Linked DNA regions of Mus musculus: region 2 is linked to region 1. The links are chromatin loops, found by intact Hi-C in ENCODE. Cell type or tissue: left cerebral cortex. All regions are shown on one strand.

Evidence for each region. Hi-C counts contacts between places; a loop is a spot of excess contacts. Peaks named below come from ENCODE experiments on the same cell type or tissue, not always from the same donor. Only the 100,000 strongest peaks of a DNase experiment are listed, where the experiment ranks them.
Region 2: it touches region 1 in a loop (4-fold over the local background); 2 of 42 quality-filtered maps call a loop at or near these places.

Annotation. Positions count from the first base shown.
Region 1 is chr5:131,812,142-131,820,141 of GRCm38, forward strand. All of the region lies in intron 4 of Auts2 (autism susceptibility candidate 2), which reads right to left. Among named protein-coding and RNA genes, the nearest start is that of 4930563F08Rik, 64 kb to the right of the region's middle. In left cerebral cortex, no CTCF peak of the experiment used is centred here; DNase peaks (open chromatin) are centred at 772, 1,364, 2,273, 2,671 and 2 more places; H3K27ac peaks cover 2,862 bases.
Region 2 is chr5:131,961,065-131,969,064 of GRCm38, forward strand. All of the region lies in intron 4 of Auts2 (autism susceptibility candidate 2), which reads right to left. Among named protein-coding and RNA genes, the nearest start is that of 4930563F08Rik, 85 kb to the left of the region's middle. In left cerebral cortex, a CTCF peak has its summit at 3,373 (motif pointing right); DNase peaks (open chromatin) are centred at 1,019, 4,631, 5,803, 6,048 and 1 more place.

The DNA of each region.
Region 1 (8,000 bases):
CAGGTTCATTTGCCCACTGGCCTATTCCACCCGTGTGTGTGTGTGTGTGTGTGTGTGTGTGTGTGGCTATGGCACGCAGTTCCAGTACTGAGCCATATTCCTAGCCCTTATTATTAGCATAAACACTGATAATGATATGTAGGGTCAAAAGCAACTAAGAGGCTTGGCCTACCACTGAAATTTGAGCAACAACACACATATGTGCACGTATATGTGCATACACATGCACACATGCCAAAGCCAGGTGTAAATTCTTAAGGGAATGGAAAATAGCTGTCCTTTCAAAACAACTAAGAAAACCTTAGGGAGACAGGTATCATGCAATAACAACCAACGAGCCTGTTTGTGGAGCAGCTTTGAGAGGCAGCTGCTGATTCCTAAATGAATAGAACAGGTTCTCAACCCTTGCTTTTCTTCTCTGTTGAAAAGATGTCAAGGTGAATCCAGAAAATGCTTCAAGCTGCTGCTTGCCTTGAGGTGTCACGGGCTCACCCTCTGTCTGTTCTTGATAAAGAGACAGCCCCAGTGCAAGAAAAGAGCAGCAAAGTGAAGAAGAAAAGAGACAAATTGGATGCTCAACAACCAGGCTTTCAAAGGAGACAAGCACTGAAGGCTGAACGGGGAGTGTGAGCTGTGAATTACAGAAACCAAATTCTTTCAAAAGCAGAACATATTTGTCGATTATTTTTCTTGGCACCGGGGAGCCAGACGAGAACAAGGAAAGAGCAAGATCCCAGCCCCCACCTTTAAAATTATGCATAGGCGCGCATCGGTGTCTCTGTGTGGGCATGTGCAGGCAGTGCGGTGCTTGAGGAGGCCAGAGAAGAGCATGGGTATGCTGGAACGAAAGTTAAAGGCAGTTGTTAGCTGCTCAACAAGGGTGTGGGAACTGAACTCAGGTCCTCTGGAAGAGATCTCCTTAAGCACTCAGCTAGCTCTCTAACCCCCAATTTCTCTTTTATGATCCCATGTGCTGTCTTCTCCATGACAACAGTGCCAAGAAGGTAAAGGAGGCATATCATGTGGGATACAGCCTGACAGAGGACTGAATGCTAAACAAGACTCTATCCTTAGCTTTCTGCCATTCACAAGAGCCAAGCACCCTGCAGGTTACTTCCTGGGACTCCTAAAATTGTCAAAGTTAACCTGGGGTCATGTTTCAGGACAAACCTCACCTGTGGAGCAGATGAACCCCAGAAGGCAGGGCTCTGAAGCTGGCCACTCTGGCGAGGACTGCTGGCTGGCAGGACACCATGTTCCTCCCACCCTTGTCAGTAGACATTTCCTGGGGAACTCTAGAAGCCAGTTCTCAGAGAAGACATATGGTGCTTACTCAGTATGGAAGAGTGCTAACGAGACCAAATGAGATGGGCGAGGGGAAAAGCTGACAGGAGGTGAGAACCAGCCTGGAGGACAGAGGTGGGCTGCTGCCTCTGTAAGGAAAAGCCCAGCTCCCAGCCGAGGGCTCTTCTCCTTGGTGGTGAGAACAGCTGTACTGGCAAACCTCGTCACCCCATCCTCCACGGTTCTGAGTCACCCAGAAACTGGTCTCTCCTCTAATCCCACCATAAAACAAGAAACTGACACTCTCACATGAGGCCTGTCGTTGGAAGGGTGAATGGCTTCTAAAGATTACAGGAAGAGGGCAGGGAGGACAGCACAGTGGGCAAAACATTTGCTAGACAAGCTTGAGGCCATAACTTGCTATGCATTCAAGGACGAGCTTGAATTTCTGATCCTCCTGCCTCCACCTCCCTAGTGCTGGAATTACATGTATATGCTACCATGCCTGGTGTGTTAAGTGCTCGTGGATGGCACCCAGGGCTGTACATTCTAGACGAGTTCTCTGTTAGTAGAACTGTATTCCCAGCACATCAAAATATGTGTTTAGTCTCTAGAAAGCACATAAGCAAGCTGGGCATGGTGGTGTGTCCTTGTTATCACCATGCTAACCTGCAATGCTGCAGAAGCAGAGATGGGCTTCCCGAAGCTCAGTGGCGAAGGAGCCTAGTCTGTCTAGTCCACATGAGCTCCAGGTCAGAGACCTTGCCTCAAAAACAAGGTGGTAAGTGAGTTAATAAGACATCTGGCCGTGACACACAGCTGTACACACACACACACACACACACACACATACACACACACGCACACGAGCTCGAGCAATGTCTGGAAGACAGCAAGTGGCCAAACAATGGTGGGGTTGTCAAAGCTGGAGTGTCTCCACACAATCTTATCAGAAGGACCAGCCACAGTTAGCAGGCGGAAGCAGGCGGAGCACGCATTGGTTGGTTTTCAAAATATGTTATTTCCAATACTCAACAGATGTTCTTTGAATTCTGATGTGAAAATACAGGCTTTTTTATTTATTTTTTTCACTGACAGACTCAAAGTACACTTAATATAATAATCTCGCAAAGTCCAAAGATTATCTCACAGTTTGGAAAATACTATGTTGAGTCATTAGTCCCATGACTCAGTATTTTCAAAACTCACCAGATAAATATGGTATGCTAAGACTTCCTGGTAACGACCTTCTATTTTTGCAAGAAAAAAAACACAGCAAGACTTCCCAGAAGCCTCAATTAAATCTGGAAAATGTTTGTAAGATATTCGCAGGCACAAAACTCGAAACATGCGCAAATGTTTTCGGAGATTATGGCTCTGGGATGAGTCTGTGCTGTCATTCATTTAAAAAAAAAATTGGAGCGCTTCCAGTGGGCTGGGTAGTTTCCTAGGCTGAGGGAACAGAGAGTGGGGAAGACAGTAGGCCAGGCCTCGGCAGCAGGAGCTCCTATCTGTGGCTGTACAGACAGCTGCAAACTGCAAGAACTCGCTCTAGCAGGGTTGGCAGGCTCAGGATGCTGCAAAGGCACCTGACTAGTTTGGAAAGTGATCAATCGTGCAATTAATTTTATCTTTTAAAAATACGCATTGTTTGTGGTGGACTGGGAAACATGTTTGACACACAAACCTGGCAAACATGAGTTTGACTCCCAGAACTCACATGGTAGAAGAGAACTGAACCCACAGAGTTGACTCTCAACTTCTGCGCATGCTTTATAGCGTGCACACGAGTGTGCATACACACACACACACACACACACACACACACACACATCTTTAAAAACTGAATGTATTTCATGTATGTACATGCGATTATACATGCATGTGTAGGTCAGAGGCTAACCTTAGCTAGGATTCTTCAATGGCTGTCCATCTTACTGGGCCTCACCTATTCAGTTAGACAGGCTCTCCAGCAAGCCTCACAGATCCACCTGTTTCTGCCTCCCCACTGGTGCTAAGATTACAAGCTTGAGATATTTATAAGGTTGAGCCACCTACTTTTTTTTTCTTTTTTCCCTTCTTTTTTTTCCTTTTCTTTTCTTCCCTTTCCTTTTTTTAATGTGGGTTCTGGGGATCAAACTTGGGTCCCCAGTCTTAATAGGCAAACACTGAACCAACTGAGCTCTCTCTCATCAGACCCTGACTACTGTCATGAGTCAGTGCGTTATCTCCCAGAAGCAGTTTTATCTGGGGAGCTAGGAAGGTCTTTGTGATACCTGCACAGAGCTGGGACTGAGGAAGCCCTTGGGGGATGAGGCAGCAGGATCACACCAGGGAGGAAGCAGGGCTAATGAAAGATACGCTGAATGACAGCAAAAGAAATTCTAGACGAGAACTCTTGACTAAACACAAACAAAACCAATAGTTGTTCTCTCTGGCCTCCTCTTTAGGTGTGGTAGTACATGACTACAATCTCAGAACTACTGAAGTGGAGGTAGGAAGATCAGGAGTGCAAAGTCAATCTTGAATATATATACGGTATTTCTTAAAACTAATATGGACACCTTTTTAGGATGTGGTGACACATACTACAAACTGTAAAGAGTCTTAACCTATAAATACTGAACCAGAATATCTTGCAGTGAGAGGTCTAACAACATTTTTACTGTGTGTGTGTGTGTGTGTGTGTGTGTGTTTGGTAGTAATAAGGATTTAATTCAAGATTTTGTACATGCTAGGAATAAGTTCTACCACTGAGCTGTGGCCTCAGCCTATCAATGGGGGATTCTAGGCAAGTGCTCTATGGCTAAGCTACATCCCCAGTTCTTTGTAGAGGGTTCTACACAAAAACTCTACTACTGAGTGACATCCACAGCACCTCACTGGGAGATTCTAACCATATGCTCTACCATGGAACTATGCCCCAAGCCCTCACTGGGAGAATCTAGGAGGCAGGTGCTGTCCCCACTGATACACACCCACAATCCCTCTCTGGAAAATTCTGGGCAAGAGGTTTACCACACCCTCAGCCCTCCAGCATGTATTCACTGTGGCCTTCATGGGACTGTGATATACACCAAAGTCTAAGAACCATTAATTTCTATTATTCAAAGTGACAGGGACTTCTATCCACAAATAATGCAAACATCTCTCTCTTATTCAGTATGTTGACAAGTTTAAGGTGAATCAGGACAGCAGAAGAACATTCCTAAAATACGATACACTTTGGAATTAATTCATACATCAAGATGAAAGTGGATCCTCTATTTTACTCATGTTCTCCAAGGAAGACTAGTCACCTAGAGTCTATGTGAGCATCTTTGCATTCTTCTTGCTGTTTTCTATATAGCTCTATCTGCAGGCATCAGTATCTTGATGGTGAACCCAAATCTTTCAACATAGCTCCCCCCACTTTTTTTTTTCCTCCACTGAAAAGTTGCTGTGAAATAGAAAATGAAGTTTTCACTGGTACCAGCCAAACCTACAAAGTGGCTCCTTTATGATGAATTCGTGAAAATATGTAATGTTATGAGAGAAGAGGAGGGTATTTACAGTGTCTAAGCTTAGCAAGGTAGAGCGGCGAGCCAAAGTATGATTTCGTTTTGGCTCCCAAGGCATGTGGCACACAAAATGTTTCTATAAAGAAAAAAAAAAATGAAGATTTGGTTCTGAGTTCAGTGAAATCACAATTTCCATTTGGCTGTTTTTGAGGCACTTGCCATTTGGAGCTCAAGGGAGTCACCGACCTCCTTCCAGCAGAGGGAGAAGAGTGATTCCAAGAGAAGACAGAGGTCAATGCCATGCCTAGAACTGGAGAGGCCAGGCTGGACCAGGTCACTGCTTAAGCCACCCAAACTCCCCAGAATGCGCTTTATCCCAATATAAATTGAATTATAAGTGTAATGTTGTTTTCACAAGCTTACAAAAGCATAGAGAGACCGCCATGCTCATAGAGCCATAGAGAAAGCCTTAAGCATATAACACCATAGAGGATCATGTGATAAAGGACCCGCTAATGGCGACCCTCCACAGTCTGCACACATGAGTATTGCAGGGTATGAATGCTGGCAGGCACTCTTCCTTATACTCAACCCTTGAACCTCAGTTGACTAAAAAAAAAATCTGAGTTCACATATTATTCAGAATTGTCTTGACAGTAACTTAAATGACTGTCACCCACCAAGTTCAAGTTTTCATAATTTCTGATTTTTACAGAGGCGAAAAGGATTCATTCACTCAATCAATACATACTTAGAGTATATGACATCAAGTGGTATACTATTGCTGTGTTAGGAGATATGACAATGGGAAAGACACAGGTCCTGTTTATGAGGACCACACGTGACAAGTACATGAATAACTGCCATCGAAGACAAAGTGTGAAAAATCCAGGCCTGGAAGATGGCAAAGGCACTTGCTGTCAAGGCTAATGACCTGCGTTCCATCCCCAGAACCAACATAGAAGGTCAGAACTGAGACCTGCACATTTTCTCTCGACCTCCACATTCCCCCAATGACCCGCCCCCACACACACAAGTAAATAAAATTGAATAGAACAAAACATCCTTTCCTGTTACTTACATAGACGTAGGTGAGGAATTCTGGAACTCCAAAGGAGCAAGAAAATGTATTTTAACAAGATCTCGCTGAGATGAAAGAATGTTAACACTTAAGAGCTGAGACAAAGGTAAACAACCCATTATGGAGTGGGATGAGTGTCTAGGGCCCTGTCTGACCCTCCCGGAGAATCCATAGACAGTTACCAGTTGCTAGCAAGGGAAGTGGCTCAGCTCTTATATCCCCACTCTTTCCAGAGTATCTACAGACAATTAACAGTTGCTGGAATGGAGGGGTGTCACAGGCTGCTCCCTGAGGATGTATGGACAGTTAAGGGGAAGTGGATCACGAGGCCCTGCCCCCTTCTTCAGGACCTCACCTGACTGCTCCGTGTTACTGTGGTGGAGTCATTTTCTTTGGTGGAGCAAGGACTGACAAAGAGCTTGTGCTCCTGTAAATAAGCCTTCACCATGCTCCTATAAAGAGCCCTAGTTAAGCTCATTGGAACACATACAAAAAGAAGGCATAAAAGTAGAAGAGTATGGGAGAAAGACGGGGATCAGAGAGAAAGAGGACAAGAAAGGGTTGTGGGTGGTGACTATTGTTAAAATATATTCATATACATATATAGAAATGTCACCTGAAATCTACTATTATGCATAATGAGTATGAACAAAATAGAGTGTAAACAGTCGTGAAAACAAAGGACATTTTAGATTAAATCTATAAGATATTTCAATGGTTTGTATATGAGTGGCACTATTAGAAGGTGTGGGCTTGTTGGCATAGGGTGTCACTGTGGGTGTGGGCTTTTAAGACCCTCATCCTAGCTGCCTGGAAGTCACTATTCTACTAACAGCCTTAAGATGAAGATGTAGAACTCTCAGCTCTTCCTGCACCATGCCTGCCTGGATGCTGACATGCTCCCATCTTGATGATAATGGACTGAACCTCTCTGAACCTATAAGCCAGCCCCAATTAAATGTTGTCCTTATAAGAGTTTCTTTGGTCATGGGATCTGCTCAGAGCAGTAAAACCCTAACTAAGACAGACGTGTTGGTGCTTAGAACCTAGAAACACGGTAAAGAAGGGTTCCAGTTTTGCTTATGCTACAACACAGAGGCCGTGCGGAAGAATGAGAAACAAAGCTGGAAAGATAGGAGCTATGTGAACGCTCAGTTAAGAGATCAGAAGGTTTGAGGGATCTGAAAGACTGTTGGTTAAGGAAGCAACATAACAACAGGTCGTTGGAGAATGACGACGACTTGGCAGCCGTGTTAAAATGGAATGGGACAGGGTGAGAGGCATGTCTGGTGACAGTCTAGAGAACAGGAGTGAAGCCTTGGACCTAGATGAGGACAAAGAGAAGCAGGGATGATGGATGGAGAGTCTCAGCCAAGATGGAACCCAAGAGCTATTGACTACACGATGGCTGTCATCTTTGGCAGACACGGAGGTGATAGATGTCCGGCTTCCGACGTGGGTTGCGCCGTGGCAGGAACTCAGCAAGACAGCATCTGCCAGCGTGTGAGTTCTGTTGTAAGTGATGAGTTGGAGAGCTGGCAGGACATCGGAGTGGTGAAGAGATTCTGGACTCTATCCACACAGAGAGGAACCATATGGCGCTACGAGAATCGGCGAGGAGAAAATAGAAAGAGTGTGATAGAAGTGGGCAGCTACACTCGGGAAAAGCACTGAACACTGAAGTCAAAGGTGCAGAAGCCAAAGGATAAAATGGTTGTCAAAAGAGTGTCGCGTCACCTTATGGTCATGGGCTGGGATTTGGAAATGAGATGGTGCCATGAATTGCACGTAGAGAAATCATAGTCAAGCAACGAAGGCAGAAAGATGAGCACAAGAAGCTTGCTAAGAGTGGGTGGGAAAGATACCCAGCGTGCAAACTGTGCTTTCTAAAGGACTTGTGGTAAAGAGATGGGAGAGTAGCTTGGGGAACTCGAAGGGGCATCAGGAGGTCAGCGGATGCTAAAATTTGTGAATGTGGAATGTTACTCTAAGTAGACGAGAGAAATCAAGGAAACAAGCAACAGCCGATTCTGGAGAAAGCTGGAAGGACCAGAAGACACAAAGCAAGGGATCATCTTAGACACAGGGGTGAACATGAAACTATTCAGATGAATGAGAACAAAGTAAGTCTGAGA
Region 2 (8,000 bases), 150 kb after region 1:
CACAGGACTCTGTACGCAACGTACACCACAGCCTCATATTTATTAAGGTACTAGCTATCCCTTGAATCTTGGTGTGCTGTATAGTTTAATGTCAAGTTGAAACAACCTCAAGTTATCTGTGACGAGGGAGCCTCAATTAGGAAAATGTCTCCATATGATTGGTTTGTAGACAGATCTGTAGGATATTTTCTTAATTAGTGATTAATGGGGGGTAAGCCCAGCCCACTGTGGGTGGTGCTATCCCCCTAGGTTGTCCTCAGTGCTATATGAAAATAGGCTGAGCAAGCCATGATAAGCAAGCCAGTAGATAGCATTCCTCTATGGGCTGTACATCAGCTTCTGCCTCCATGTTCCTGCCCTTGTTTAAGCTCCTATCCTGACCTCCTTTGATAATGAACGGAGATGTGGATGTGTAAGCTGAATACACCCTTCCCTCCATAGCTTGCTTTTTGATCGTGCTGTTTCATCACAGCAATAGAAACCCTAACTAAGACATTTGATGTAAATAATATTGCTGGTCTAAGCATGGGTTCCCACATGCTCAGCCATGGTGGACATAACTCTGTTCTTGTGTAGTGAGTATCTGTAAAATGCATGTCGTCCTATTCTAGAATATCACCTCCACAAGGGTTCTAGTCTCATATGCTACGGTGAGAAAATGCTCAAACAAAACAACTATACTTCCTAGTCACAGCATATCACCAAGGAGATTCAGGGCAGGAACTCAACAAGGTTGAAAAGGAAGCCTGCCTGCTCCCTTGCTCACACACTCATGCTCACTTAGCTTTCTAAGTAGCTTTCTGGGTAGATCACCTACCCAGGGAATGTGGATGTCCACAATAGATTAGGCCTCCCTATAGCAATCAAGACAATCCTCTCCAAACATGGCCACAGGCTGAATCTGATGCCTACAGGCCCTCAATTGAAACGTCATCAGATGATTCTAGGCCAGTTCACATGGACAGCTGCAGCTAACTAGGATAAGGGATGAGACCACATTTTTGAGTCACAATCATCATTCACACACTGCCTAACAAAAAAAGCACAAACCACATGACTTGCTGATTCACTGGCAGGAAGTCAGAGGATATGGTCAAATGTAGACAAGTGTTAAGAAAAGTTACAAAAGATTGATGTTCATGGAAATGTCGCAGCAGCAACTTTTCTAACTTAGGTCAAGAGAGACATGGAAACAAACCAAAGAAACTAGTTCAGAGGACTTTAGCAACTGCACCCACATCCCAGTTATGCTGTTCAGAAGACAGCAGCTGCATGGCTCATACAGTCAAAGTCTTGAAAACTCTCTGGTCTCACTGTAAGTCAGGGAATTTATATATTTGAAATTCAGGCTACTGTAAAAAAAATAAGCTCGAAAGAATTTACTTTAAGTTATCATAGCAGAGTTTACACATGTTTAAAAAGTTACAGAGGAGGAATTCTAGAAAGCCTTCACTGCTTGTACCAATGAGTCAAAGAGCTTCAGTAAGCATGAAGATTGATAGAAGTTTGAGGACACCCTGGTTGCAGGGTGAAATTCAGGCTACCCTGAGCTACAAAGAGACCATGTCTTTAAAAAAGTATATGGGTGGGAAAAGGGACTGGGGACACAGCTCAGCTGTTAGAGCACTTACCCATCATGAAACTTAGCACTGAATGAACAGTTAGTGGGGGGTGTGCCTGCAAATCAAGGCACTATGGTGGTGGAAGTAGGAGCATTATAAGTTTGAGGATATCCTTGTCTACATGAGGATTTGGAGGATAGCCTGGGCTACATGACACCTTATCTGAAAAAAAATATTCTTTTGAATTCTAGAAAAAAATCATACTACACACACACACATACACACACACACACACACACACACACACACACACACACACACACACTCAACAGTACAGAACCAAGATACCAGATTGACCATTCTTACTGGGGCATGGAGGCTTAAATCTATAATCCTAGCACTGTGGAGACTGACGAAAGCTGGGTTAGAGCTCAGCTATTAAAGTGCTTGATACTCCACCTGAAACCCTGGGTTCCATCCCTAGGAATGCATAAAGCAGACACAGCAGTACACACCTGTGATCCTAGAGAGGGAGAAGTTAGAGGATCAAGAGTACAAGGTCACCACCCTCAGCGAGGCCAAGACAGGGTGGGTACACAGGGCACATGAGGCCATACCTCAAAAACAAAAAGAATAAAGAAAGAAGTGAGTGGCCATCCTAAAAGTTTCCTATAGACTTGTGTCTGGGAAAAAACCATGAATTTTCAAACAGGTATGAGTGACATGCTGCTCATAATTTTTACGCATTAGCCAAATGCAGACGGTCGGGGAGAATGTATTATTCAAACAGGGTGCACGTTTGGTAATGGAAAGGGTGAGGGGAGATGCTGCCTTTAATTTTAATGTGCCTGGCATGCTGGAAAAAAATTATTGGCATCTGTATGTGTATGTCTGGGTGTTTTGCTGGGACATGTGTTGTATGCAACTCTGTTTATTATCAGTAAATGAAGCCAAAAGCTAAGTTGAAAATGAATGCTAAATTAAAAATTATATAAAGCAGAGTGAAGTGATTTAATTAACAGATTATAAGTGAGATGTTGCAGAGCAAGAATGAGTTTGGGAGGAGAAGTGGGGGATGAGCTGGGTGGGAAACCCGCCGCTTCCGTTGATTTGCTTAGAAACACTAATACAGGCGCAACATGTTTGCCAGTCTTTAACCAGAGCCTCAGAGACAGTCAATAAACTTGCTTAATTAAGCCACCAGTTTGGAGCACAGGGTTCAAAACAAATTGCCTTCTGTTTCACAGCAAATAGGAGGAAACATAAGATACAGTATACTGTCTGCAAAAAAAAAAAAAAAAAACAGAACTGCCTGAGTATTTCAAAGACTTTTAAATACGAATTAGGTGCATTGCTTCCATGTGGATATGCCATAAGCTGTCCTGTAGATTCAGCAGCAAACTTCTGAAATAAATTAGTATAAGTATGGGCCAGCAAGTGCTGAACGGTGAGCTGGGTGCCCTTACGTGGGCCACCTGGATTTCTCTTCTGTGTCACCTGTATAATAATTCTGTAAAATGTAAGTTTTATACATGGACTCATGGCTATGTCGGTTCTTGGGTATGTGGAGGTCAGAGGATAACTTAAGGGTGTTTCTTGGTGCTCTGGTACCATCTATCTTATCTTTTTGAGACAAGGACTCTCCCTATCCTGGGCCTTCAGATAGGCTGAGCTGACTATTGGCCAGTGAGCCCCAGGAATCTGACTGCCTCCACACCTCCTCAGGGTTGGGATTTAAAGCAAGCCCGAGACTACTCATTACTTATTACCTGTGTGCATGCTTGTCTATGTATGGGTATGTGTACCTGAGTGCAATACCTCTGGAGGCCAGAAGAGGGTACTGGATTCTCAAGACCTGATGGCACAGGCAGTTGTGAGCCACCCAGTTTGGGTGCTCGGAACTGAACTCTGGTCTTCTGAAAGAGCAGCCAGCATCTTAACTGCTGGCACATTTCTCCAACTCGATATTTTGTTGTTGTTGTTGTGGTGGTGGTTATTGTTTGGTTTTCATCTTGTTTTTGTTTGTTTCTTTGTTTGTTTGTAATAACCTGGGTCCTAAGGAATGAATGTGGTTTCTCAGATATACTTTACCTACTGAGCTACTCCCTGCTGTGGAAGTTAGGGTAGTTTCTAAGGCCACTCTAGAAGGGAAAACAGAATTCATGCCTCGACGTTTTAATGCAATGCCTGTGGTATTTCCTTCTGACTATCTGTCTTCTTCCCAGGGTCTACCAGAAAAGAAGCTGTGATTACCTGAAAGAAAACAGCTGTCCATCAACTGAGCCACCTCCTGGAAGCTTCCCAGACTCACATCCATGATAATATCCTAAGGAACATGACATGTGTTTTCATAAAGGAAACAGGAGGATTCCAATGGTAGGGGTTTTCAAAATGGAGACATATTTAAAGTTGTCGACTTGGGACAGTGGTCTGGCTCTTCGGGTAAAAGCACTTGCTACCAGACCGGATGGTCTGAATTTGATCCCTCTGATACCGACATGGTGAAAGAAAAAGTCAACTCTTCCTGCAAGCTGCTCTCTGACCTTTCATCTCTGGGCTACAGCACAAGTTTCCCCAATACAAACAGCTACAATAATAAATAGATAGATAGATAGATAGATAGATAGATAGATAGATAGATAGATAGATAGATAGATAATCAAAAATACATAGTCAACATCCACTATCACTTCACATGAATCCAATCTATCCCTATCCCTATTCCTATATATGAAATACACTTCCAACTGAGTGTGCTACATGGGCATTTTTTTTTTTTTTTACATAAAACGTCACAGGATCCCAAACACAATATTCCCCTTAAAAGAAGATAACAACAAACAGGGAATCAGATCCATATTCTTTTTAGAAATTCAGAGATTCTTTCTAGCACTATTACTGCTGTCTACCCAAAAAAAAAAAAAAAAATGGATCTAAGAACTTTTGTCACACAAAACAAACATCGGAATATTCCAAGTTTTTCTGAAATTGAATTTGGCAGAATGGAAATAGATCCAAGTGTTCTGTGTCGCCATATGTCATCCGAGCTAGGTAACATGGAAATATGTAAATTGGCCCAGGAGCTCATCCCAGGCTCCCTACCCACACCCTATAATAGCAGAAATGAATCAGTCTCATGAACGGTGGAGACGATAAGTAGATGGTATGGCTCCAGCAGCCAACTGGTCTTCCCAAACTTCCAGAAAAGCACAAAACAGTAACTGGGGAAACAACAGCAGAGTTCAGAATGGTTAGCGAGGGTGGTATTTTTGGTCTCGAAATTAAGCATTGTTTTCTTCCCCTGGTGAACACTTGACACAGCACACATCCTGGTCCTGCAGAATCAGCCTACAGCAAGGCCTTTCCACCTGTATGTCAGAAGCCTCCCTCACAAGTCTGAGTTGTTACCCCACTCTGTTTCTATCAGAAAAACTCTGCTGGATTTAATTTTAGTGATTTCTTAGTAAAAAAAAAAAAAAAAAAAAAAACACTTCATCTTTCTTTAAAATGAAAAGGGAAAGAAAAGTCAGCCTAGATAGTACATACGTGAAGGTGGGTAATAGAAAAAAGACAAAAGTTCCAGGCCAGCCTGGGCTACAAGATACCCTGTCTCCAAAGAGCAAAGGTTAATTAATTAAAAATTAAATGTGTGTGTGTGTGTGTGTGTGTGTGTGTGTGTAGATGTATACGGTGTACATATAAGTGTGCTAGCACACGCATATCACATTAATTACTTTTCTATTGTTGTGCTAAAACATCATGACCAGGGCAATTTATAAAGAAAATTTTAACTGGGCTTATGGTTAACAGAGGGTTAGAGTCTGGAATGAAGCACAGCAGCAGGAACAGTTGAGAACTCGAATCTTAAAATCCTAAGGAGGAGGCTGAGTGCAGGGGGTCCAATGTCTGGCCCCATGACACAATTTCATGAACAATGCCACACCTCCTAATCCTCCCAACAACTGAGGACCAAGTATTCAAACATATGAGCCTCCGGGGGCCGTTGTCACTCAAGCCACCATACGAATGCAGAGGACAAAGTAGGGTGCTGTGTGCCCTGCTCTATCACTACCAGCCTTATTCCCTGGAGACAGGATCTGGAATGAGCATGAGGATCACTAAGCCCCAGGGATGCTCCTATAGTCAACCCCTACAATGCTGAGGTTATATGCACATACAAACCATGTGCGTACATTTTACACTGCTGCTACACATTCAAATGCAGATCCACAGGCATGAATAGCAAGTGTTACTACCCACAGGGCCATCTTCCTCACTCCAACATAACAGTCTGGAGAACAATTTGAAACTATCACGATTTGAAAAAACAACTCTGACTTAAAAAAAAAAAAAAAAAAGAGGGAGGTGTGACTGGGAGAGCCGTGCAAGGGAAAAAAAAATGACAAGAGGCAAGGAAAAGAGAACAGAAGAGCTAAAAGGATACATTCTTCATGTCTGGGGTGAGAGAAATACTTGCAGCCTCTCCTTTAGTAATGCTAACATGGTCTGGCATGCCTGGGAGTAAATCGATACTAAGTACAGTCCAGGAGAGACTGCCATCTTACATAAAGCTCTGACTGCAAAATAGACACAAAAGACACACGATACTCTCCAAGGTCCTCAACAGCTATAATCTCCATGCCTGGCAGCTCATCTGACATTGACTTTTGCTGCCTCCTGGTCCCTTCTTCACTGATTCCAGCCTCTTTCCCTTCCTCCTCTAGCTAATCCTCTTTGTCCTCATCTTCCCTATCCTCCTCTCCTTTGTGGTTTTTCTCTTCATGTTCTTACTGCCACTCCTCTTCTCTCTCTTGCTCCCCTCCTCCTCCTCTTCTTCCTCCTCCTCCTCCTCTTGTTTTCAGAGGCACATCAAGGTGTCAAAGCTAAACCTCCCCTCCAAGAACTTAGCATAGGGATGAATCCCAGGCTGGCCACAGGACAATGCATACCATGAGAATGTGTCAGGTAGAGTTTATAAGGAAGGACCTGAGCTTGGATCTCAAGGGGCCAAGGCAGAAGACTTCAAATGTTGCTGCCCGTGGGAGGTGGACACTGGTTTCCTGATTAGATCCTATCAGAGCTGATTCACAAGCTTCCTTTCCTCTCCCACTTGCCACCTCTGCCTTTGGCAGCGTGCACACATAAAGGAAACGACAAGAGACTCTCTCCACCCAGCCTTGGTCCCTTCCAGAAGTGTCCTTTAGAGCCACGAAACCACAAAGGCTTTTGAATTTAGATAACTTTTATGGTCAAGACTAAAAATCCTTTGCTGGTAATAGGAAATGTCATCTGGAACCCACTGGGCAGTCATAATTTCCATTTATAAATAGAAAATATAAAGAGGACGTCTTATCTGGGTGATTTAATACATGTCTCTGCTTATTACTGTCTTCAAAGTGCCTTTTGCACAAATCTGATTTCGACTGTGCAATAAAGATTCATTATCCTTTTACATAGCAGCCTTTCTATTTCTGTGCAGGATCTAATTAGGAGAATACCAACTATTCTATAAACAGATGCTAATCGTGGAGTGGAAACACTTTCATTTTAGAGAGAAGACAGTGCTGAAATTTTACTAAAAAAAAAATGCCACATCTGCATACAGAATACAGAGTGGGAAGAGAACGGGGTGAGAGGGTAGCTGGCTGTTCTTTCATCTTGACAATAAGCTAGTCTTGCTGCAAACAGCCAGAAAATTACTGTAAGGTTGGAATGAGAGAGACGGTACATAATTCAATCTCTACACCTTAATAGAGTGTTATATTCCTATGAGTTATGTCTTTACTTTTAAAAATCATACCCTCTATTTTCTTTCGGCTGACCTAATGTGTCATTACTGCTATAACATGGAAGAGGTGTTCCACTGAACAGTGGCAGCATTAAGAGGAAACCCCTTTACTTTTTAGAAAAGCAGAGCTACATACACAGTTGTGAGAAATTATGAACACATGATACTAAAATGACCGCAAAGAGCAGCTGTAAGGAGTACAGGTGTGTGAGAGGGTCATACTGGATGGGCACATCTGAGAAGCAATTTACAGATGTGCATATATTCAGTGGGCCAGAACAGGCGTACTCACTTATGACCTGCATCAACTTATGCCATTTGCTTCCGCTTTTCCACCTGGTTTCCCCAGGACCGAGGAGGGATGGCTACCTCGGTGATACCCCATGCGCAGCCTTTGTTCCACTGTTGTCTTCTGCAACCTACAACATCCGACAGCTTGACCTTCCCAAGAACGACACCTCATCTGGATATCTAAAGGCACAGCGATGTCTTTTCTTTGTTAGCAGTTGAGATTTCTTTCATGAATATATCAAAATAAAACAAATGACTCCCTACTTTCCACCATACAAATTCAGCTTCATGCTCATGATATGACTGAATTTCCAAACAGGCCCCACAGACCCCTAACGTACATCCTTCAACTGTTGGGG